Linked DNA regions of Homo sapiens: region 2 is linked to region 1. Evidence: read pairs that join two places in POLR2A ChIA-PET (ENCODE). Cell type or tissue: Panc1. All regions are shown on one strand. Links, peaks and the distances in the headings refer to the core of each region. The heading gives the core; the rest is flanking DNA. Region 1 overlaps DLGAP1 (DLG associated protein 1). Region 2 overlaps MYOM1 (myomesin 1).

What was found. ChIA-PET counts read pairs that join two places held together with the same protein. Peaks named below come from ENCODE experiments on the same cell type or tissue, not always from the same donor. Only the 100,000 strongest peaks of a DNase experiment are listed, where the experiment ranks them.
Region 2: POLR2A ChIA-PET joins it to region 1 with 14 read pairs; 1 of 35 experiments calls an interaction of 5 or more read pairs at or near these places.

The regions. Positions count from the first base shown.
Region 1 is chr18:3,558,729-3,563,127 of GRCh38, reverse strand. The region is part of intron 9 of DLGAP1 (DLG associated protein 1); the gene reads left to right. Among named protein-coding and RNA genes, the nearest start is that of DLGAP1-AS1, 33 kb to the left of the region's middle. In Panc1, for the core only: no CTCF peak of the experiment used is centred there; no DNase peak of the experiment used is centred there; H3K27ac peaks cover 871 bases.
Region 2 is chr18:3,210,466-3,214,864 of GRCh38, reverse strand. The region is part of intron 2 of MYOM1 (myomesin 1); the gene reads left to right. Among named protein-coding and RNA genes, the nearest start is that of MYOM1, 7.3 kb to the left of the region's middle. In Panc1, for the core only: no CTCF peak of the experiment used is centred there; no DNase peak of the experiment used is centred there; H3K4me3 peaks cover 502 bases; H3K27ac peaks cover 607 bases.

The DNA.
Region 1 (4,399 bases), core at 215-4,214:
AGGCCGGGTTCAGTGGCTCACATCTGTAATCCCTGAATTTTGGGAGGCTGAGGTGGGTGGATCACTTCAGCCCAGGAGTTCAAGACCAACCTGGGCAATATGGCAAAATCCCATCTCTACAAAAAATACAAAAAGTTATCTGGCTGTGGTGCATGCCTGTGGTCCCAGTTACTCAGTAGGCTGAGGTGGAAAGATTGCTTGAGCTTGGGAAGTGGAGGTTATAGCGAGCTGAGATCACACCACTGCATTCCAGCCTCAGCGACAGAGAGAGACCGTGTCTCAAAAATAAACAAACAGAACAAACAAACAAAAAAGATAAAAGATAAGAGTTATATCTGGCCAGGCACAGTGGCTCATTCCTGTAATCCCAACACTTTCGGAGACACAGCGAGACTTAGTCTCAAAAAAAAAAAAAATTAACCAGGCGTGGTGGCGCGTGTCTGTAATCCCAGCTACTTGGGAGGCTGAGGCAGGAAAATCACTTGAACCCAGGAGGTGGAAGCTGCAGTGAGCCGAGATCACGCCACTGCACTCCAGCCTGGGTGACAGAGTGAGACTCCATCTAAAAAAAAAAAAAAAAAAAAAAAAGGGAGAGAAGAGGGCTTCTGCAGGGAAATTCCCATTTTTAAAGCCATCAGATCTCATGAGACCCACTCGTTATCATGAGAACAGCATGGGAAAGACCCACCCCCATGATTCAATCACCTCCTGCCAGGTTCCTCCCACAACGGGTGGGAATTGTGGGAGTTACAATTCAAGATGAGATTTGAGTGGGGACACACAAAACCATATCAGTTGCCCAGGATGGACTTGAACTCCTGGCCCTAAGCAATCCTTCCACCACAGCCACTTGGGTAACTGTGGCCACACAGATATAATTATTATTATTATTATTTTTTGAGACGGAGTTTTTGCTCTTGTTGCCCAGGCTGGAGTGCAATGGCATGATTTCGGCTCACTACAACCTCTGCCTCCTGGGTTCAAGCAATTCTCCTGCCTCAGTCTCCTGAGTAGCTGGGATTACAGGTGCCCGCCACCACGCCTTGCTAATTTTTATATTTTTAGTAGAGACAGGGTTTCACCATGTTGGCCAGGCTGGTCTCAAACTCCTGACCTTATGATCTTCCCGCCTCGGCCTCCCAAAGTGCTGGGATTACAGACGTGAGCCACAGTGCCCGGTTACCCTCTTCTCCTGTCTGCCACCATGTGACATGTGCTTTTCACCTTATGCCATGATTGTGGGGCCTCCCCAGCCACATGGAACTGTAAGTCCCATAAACCTCTTTCTTTTGTAAATTGCGCAGTATCAGGTATGTCTTTATCAGCAGCGTTAAAACGGACTAATAGCAACATAGCGAGGCTTAGTCACTATAAAAACACTCAAAAACGAAAAAAATTGAAAGAAGTATATCCAACTTCTCGGAAACCATGCAAGAACAGAGTGAAATATTTAAAGTATTAGGAGAATAAAAAACCAAAAACACCCATCTAGAATTTTGTACCCTGTGAAATTATCCGTAAAAGTGAAAGAAAAATAAAGACTATTTCAGATAAACAAAAATTGAGGGAATTTGTTGCCAGCAGACCTTCAAGAAATGTTAAGAAGTTCTTCTGAGAGAAGGAAAATGACATAGGTCAGAAACTAAAATAAAAACTTTCATTTTTCTGTTTTTTTTTTTTTTTTTTTTTTTGGAGATGGAGTCTTGCTCTGTCGCCCAGGAAGGAGTATAGTGGCAGGATCTTGGCTCACTGCAACCTCCACCTCCCAGGTTCAAGCGATACTCCTGCCTCAGCCTCCTGAGTAGTTAGGATTACAGGCACCTGCCACATCTGGCTATTTTTTGTTTGTTTTTTTTTTTTTGTTTTTTTTTTTTAGTAGAGACGGTGTTTCACCATGTTGAACAGGCTGGTCTCAAACTCCTAATCTCTGGTGATCCGCCCACCTCAGCCTCCCAAAGTGCTGAAATTATAGGCGTGGGACAGTGTGCCCAGCTCATTTTTCTCATTCGTAATTGATCTAACAGATAAGTTTGTTCAAAATAGCAATTGCAAAAATGTATTTAAATACATGTACATTTATTTATTTATGTATAAGTGAAATGAATGGCAGCAATGATACAAGGAATAAGTGGTAGGAATTGGAAATATTTAATTATTACAAAGTACTTGCAAAACCTGTGAAGTGTCACAGTGTTATATGAAAGTGGATTGGATTCGTGGTAAATACATAATGCAAACTCTAGGGTAACCACTACAAAGAGGTAAAAGAGAAGTAAAATTAGTATGCTAAGAAAGAAAAGAAAATTCAATCACATAAATGCTCAATGGAAAATTATTAACAGCAGAAAAAATGTGAAATACAAAAATAAGAAGAAAGAGCAAAGGCAAAAAAATAGAAAGTAGTAACAAATATGGTAGATGTTAATCCGACTAGATAAATAATCAGCTTAACCCTTTTCCCATTTAGAAAAAAATGTGCAGCTTGCTGCCAGTGCTCATTTAATTTTACATAAACATGCTTTTTTTTTTTTTTTTTTTGAGACTGAGTCTTGCTCTGTCACCCAGGCTGGAGTGCAGTGGCACAATATTGGCTCACCACAACCTCTGCCTCCCGGGTTCAAGAAATTCTCCTGCATCAGCCTCCCGAGTGGCTGGGATTACAGGCCCACGCCACCACACCTGGCTAATTTTTTTTTTTTTTTTTTTTTTGAGACGGAGTCTCGCTCTGTCACCCAGGCTGGAGTGCAGTGGCGCGATCTCAGCTCACTGCAACCTCCGCCTCCCAGGTTCAAGTGATTCTCCTGCCTCAGCCTACCGAGTAGCTGGGATTACAGGCACACACCACCACACCCAGCTAATTTTTGTAATTTTAGTAGAGACGGGGTTTCACTGTGCTGGCCAGGATGGTCTTGATCTCCTGACCTCGTGATCCGGTCATCTCACCCTCCCAAAGTGCTGGGATTACAGGCGTGAGCCACTGCGCCTGGCCCATTTTTCTCATTCTTAACTGATCTAACAGATAAGTTTGTTCAAAATACTAATAGCAAAAATGTATTTAAATATATGTACATTTACTTACTCATGTATAAATGAAATGAATGGCAGCAATGATACAAGGAACAAGTGGTAGGAATTGGAAATTATTAATTATTACAAAGTACTCGCAAAACCTGTGAAGTGTCATAGTGTTATATGAAAGTGGATTGGGGCCTGGAGCAGTGGCTCATGCCTGTAATCCCAGCACTTTGGGAGGCCGAGGCAGGTGGATCACGAGGTCAGGAGTTCAAGACCAGCCTAGACAATATGGTGAAACCCCGTATCTATTAAAAATACAAAAATTAGCTGGGCACGGTGGCACTTGCCTATAGTCCCAGCTACTCGGGAGGCTGAGGGAGAAGAATCACTTGAACCCAGGAGGCAGAGGTTGCAGTGAGCTGAGATCGTGCCACTGCACCCCAGCCTGGGCGACAGAACGAGACTCCGCAAAAAAAAAAAAAAAAAAAGTGGATTGGATTCGTGGTAAATGCATAATGCAAACTCTAGGGCTCTAGGGTAACCACTAAAAAGAGGTAAAAGAAAAATAAAATTAGTATGCTAAGAAAGGAGAGAAAATTCAATCATATAAATGCTCAATAGAAAACTATTAAAAGCAGAAAAAATGTGAAAGACAAAAATAAGAAGAAAGAACAAAGGTGAAAAAATAGAAAATAATAACAAATATGGTAGATGTTAATCCAACTAGATAATCAGTTTAACCCTTTTCCCATTTAGAAAAAATGTGCAGCTGGCTGTCAGCGCTCATTTAATTTTACATAAACACACTCCTTGAGGCCGAAGCAAATATGACTGATTTTCAATGTGAAAATAAAATGTAAAAACTGTTCTTCGAGTTATTTCTAAACAGAACTAACATCAGAATCATCTGAATCATCAGAATCATCTATTTCAGAAAAATTGGATTCATCAAATGAATCTCGGCCACAACTCTTTGAGGACAATGTTAACATCACGTGTAGGAATGCTACGTTTTCTAGGATTTGCCATTTTCAGCAATGGAGAATTACTATATTTTCTAAATGGAAATACCACTGCTAAGACCAGAATGCTATAAATAGGATGATGTCTTTGTTTCCAAAGTCAATATACTAGAGCAATGTGAAAATAATAATAAAACAAAATATTTTGTGGCAAAGTTATCTTGGGTTAAAGGCTGTAGCTGCAGGTGCCACCAGCAAGTATTCTCAGGGCAAATAGGAACAGGGTTAAACATTAGTATTTTACATATATCATTAAAAGACAGAGATTGTCAGAGTGGATAAGAAAACAAGACTTAACTATATGTTGTCTACAAGAAACCCACTTTAAATATAAAGACAGATATAGATTGAAAAGTAAAGGA
Region 2 (4,399 bases), core at 127-4,126, 350 kb after region 1:
TTACTTCTCGCTTTGTTTCGGTTCGGTTTTGGTTTTTTGAGACAGAGTTTCGCTCTTGTTGCCCAGGCTGGAGTGCAATGGCGTGATCTCGGCTCCCTGCAACCTCTGCTGCCTCCTGGGTTCAATCGATTCTCCTGCCTCCGCCTCCCGAGTAGCTGGGATTACAGGCGTGCACCACCACGCCCGGCTCATGTCGTGTTTTTAGTGGAGACAGGGTTTCACCATGTTGGCTAGGCTGGTTTTGAGCCCCTGACCTCAGGTGTTCCACCCGCCTGGGCCTCTCAAAGTGCTAGGATTACAGGCGTGAGCCACCGTGCCCAGCCTCTCCCAGTTACTTCTTAAATACGGCAGCCCTGCATTTCAACCAAGTGTGCAGACAGACCTTGTTTGGGAGACCCGGGACCCGTGCCTACCTATTTCCCTTTATTGTCTCTTTTAGCTTCACTAAGAGCCTGGTGTTCTCACGGGCGAGTCTTGCTTGTGTTGCCAATTTGCTATTTCTAAGAGCAGGCAAATTTTGCCACAGGTTACTTTAGCAGCAGCAGGGCGAGAAAAGATCATTTCAGTATTCACAGCGGGTTTCCTTGCGCTCAGAATGTTTCTGCCTAGATGAGAAGCTGATATATACAATTTAAAATTCACAGGGCACAGGAGACTGAACTACTGCGAAGATATATTCTATTAAATATTTTTTCAATATCTAATAGCAAATACTTAAAATTCGGAACTACTATTTATGCAGCAGATAATTTCTTTAGCTCGACCATTTGATAAAAACATGGCCCTATCTCAGTCAGTCTAAGAATAATAGGAACCAACCTGTATTCCGACAAAATTAGGTTTATTGACCCAATGCAATGAAGGAGACTAAACACTAGAGGAAAAAAGGTTATTTTAGGTTTCTAGGAAGAGTGGAGCTTAGACGCAGGTCTGGTCTGCAAAGTGAACCCAGGGTGCTATTTCTTTGGAAACAATAAAGTTAAGATAAATGTGGACTGTTGCATCCCCAAGCCCCTTATCTGGGACTTCTCACCAGAAGTGGGAATTGAGGTTGCTTCTCTGCTTCAATTAAGCAACTAAGATCCTGCAGGCAAGAGTGAGATGTTTTATTCTTACTGATATAATTTTAAACAGCAAGCTCACTGATTGTCTTTGATATTAGAGAAGAAAGTTTCTCAGTGAATCTATAGTCACTCAAAGAAGGACGTTACCATGACACTTTACAACAGCAACGTCCCTGGGAGAAATGTCATTTCCTGTTCACTTTGCAGTTGGCTTATCTGTGTCTGCTGTTTCAGCCTGATGAATGTTGGGCAGATATTTACTTTCTCAGTCCAAGGCAAGTTTTATTTTCTTCATATTCAGAATGAAATATTTCATGGAGATTAAAAAACACTTGCAAGATACACGTGACTTTTATTTAAAATCTATCTAGAGTCCACAGAAAAAAACTGCTGATCTTCAAAACATAGACATTTCTGGGCTATGTGGTCGATAACCACCTGCTGCCTCTTTTCCTCTTCTCCAAAGTACCTGGCATAGGTTGCATTTTTTGCTATAAACATAACATACTTTTCAGTCTTACAAAATTTAAGCCCACAAAATATCTGGTAGGGCAACTAGAAAAGCTGTTTTCTCTGGGAATCTAAAAAGTTATTGAGAAAATAATAGAGTGGTCGGTTTAACTAGAAGTGAGGCATGCTTCCAAAGGCAGAAATTCCGAAATCCCTGTTGGGTTTGAGCAGCACCTGATCTACAGCTATCATTTTATCAGTGATGGTGGCCTCCTGGGAGCTTCTGCTGGGTTGAGTAACAGAGCCAGACTCTGCTGGGGTTTACCTGGAGTGTATGATGGCAACACTCTGAAATTCCATTAAAATGGAACAGGATCACTTCGCAGTCTCAATTTCATAGGTCATATTCTGCCGTGGGATATTCATAAGGATCACACATTGGCTGCAGATAGGGAAATACTGTCACTGAGGTGAATTCATTTCTTTTAGCACTTGCCTCAGACGAACTGCTTCCAAATAAAAGCTGGGAGGAATTAATACCATATGTATATGACAGCCTCAATTTGTTTCCCTGAAAAACGTTCTGCAGATATGCTTAAGAACCTCATTTAGGAAAGCACATGTAATAGAGAAAGATTACATTTTAAATATCCATTTTCCTGGACTGTTTGTGCTAGGTTTATAGAAGATGGGCATTTTCATTATAAGGCAGTTGTCAATGTAACTCCTTGTGTACTTATTTCATTTCCCCAGTGCTGTAGAATCTAGAGTTTTATGAATTTGTATTTTTAAAGGATCTTTATTTTCTCAACTCTATTGCAAAATTTTATATTAAAATTATCTTAATTTTATACAAATCCTTCTTTTAGCCACATATGCAATCTTTATATTTATTCATAGTCTGATATATCATTAATAATTAAACCTTTGAGCAAATTTTATTGTGAAAACATTTGCTCTATATAATCCTCGGAAGACTTATCCATTTTGGCCATAAAGAGCCTTAGATAATAAACTTTCTCTAGGGAATGGAACTGTAATTATTTTTCTGTGTTCAAACTCATTACTTTTTCCTTCCTACTATGTATATATTTTTGTAGGTAGGTATTTATTATGGCTTGTTATGTTTGAACAACTTAAACTTTTTGGTAGAAGCATGCTGACCTAGAAACAAGAGGAGGGAAAATGCCAATATGTTTTCCTTTGAATAATTCAATGTGAAAGGCAAAGAAAGCCAACTCAATCCTGAAGGTATTTTAGTCTTTCTTTTTTTAGACCTAGAACACAGGTGCAGATAATATTTTTTGAACACTTCAAAGTCTTCATAATTCCTTTAGGTTGTATTTTAGCTTGCTCAAAATGAAGCAACTTTTTCCTGCTAAATGAAAGCATTCTCTTTGGATTGTGAACAGTGTTGTTGATTAAAACCCCTGGGGTTGGAAATGCATCTCTGTGGAGTGTAAGTGCTCGGCTTGGTCTATTTTTAGCTCTGCTTTGTAGTTAGATGTCCAGGGTTAAAGTGGAAACTATGGAGAGTTACATGTGCTCAGGGCTTGGCTGACCTTAGTGAGTCTTAGGAACAATGACTAGTTTACTGTCAGTGCGCTTGCAGTACAGATCAGTTACCAATTGTGTTCTGAGCCACGAGCTATAAAGTAAATTCTGGATGGCTTACTCTAAATGCCTTTGTTCTTGGTCACAGTGGGAAAAATAAAGAAAATAATTTAGGAAAACAAACTCTTAAAATGACAGATTACTGTTTCATGCTAATAATAACAAAATATCATCAGGATTAAAGGAGCAGTATTACTTATGACCATGTTGCAACCATTAGGCAAGGGTTCTTAACCTCTGTCCATGAATGGTTTCAGTAGAGTCTTGGATGATCTGAAATTATATGCAAAATTATGCACAGATGAGAATTTTTCTGGAGAGAGGGACTGTAGTTTTCATCGGATTTTCAAGGAGCTCCGTGACTCAACAAAGGTCAGAACCATTGCTCTAGAAAGTCTAAAAATGAATAACAGAGAGTCTAGTGTATGACCTGAGGACCTCTTTCCTAATGCCAATGTTATAAGGACTTGGGATGAAATAAGGCAGATGTTTACAGAAAAGGTGGTATTATGGAAAGCAGGGACCTTCCATTCTTGCAAGTAAGCTGGATCATACATTAGGATGAAAATAATTTAAAAAGAATGTTTTCTTATTCTTCTAAGTAGAGTGAATAACTTACAAGAATGAATAGCTTACAAAAACCAGAGAACAGCACAGCAGGTTTCTTAGGTTGTGGGATGATTTAGAGTTGTTCCTCAACCTTCCATGGTGACAGTAGACATTTAGTTGTCTTATTCTAAACAGATTAAAATTCAGCCTATATGACGTAATTCAGCATTGCATTCTCTATACCACTGAGTCTTTACAACAACCCTGAGCAGTAGAAATTTTTATCTTCATTTTATAAATGAGAAAATTGGAAACCAAGGAGATTAAATGACTTTTCTTCATTACACTAGAAAGTAGCAGAGTAGTTATTTGAACCCTCGTCATACCCAGGTCCCCACCCTTTCCACGGGCACCCAATGCCAGTTACAGTCAGCAACTCCCCTTGATCATACACCACCGGGTTTTCCTTGAAGCATCAATATGTAGTTTTTGCATTGTGCTTCCTTTGATTTAGCCTTCTTCTAGAGAAGCTATTGAATACCAAAATAACCAAGATTTACAGCAGGGAACAGCAGATGGAAGGACACAAATTCTAACAAAGAAAACCCAAGGAGTGTCCATGAATGCCAAGCCTGGGACCTTACAGACACTTTAACCCACTATTTAGAATCAGACATAGATATTTGCAAAGGACTCTAAGAGAGCAGTTTGGGGATGAAAAC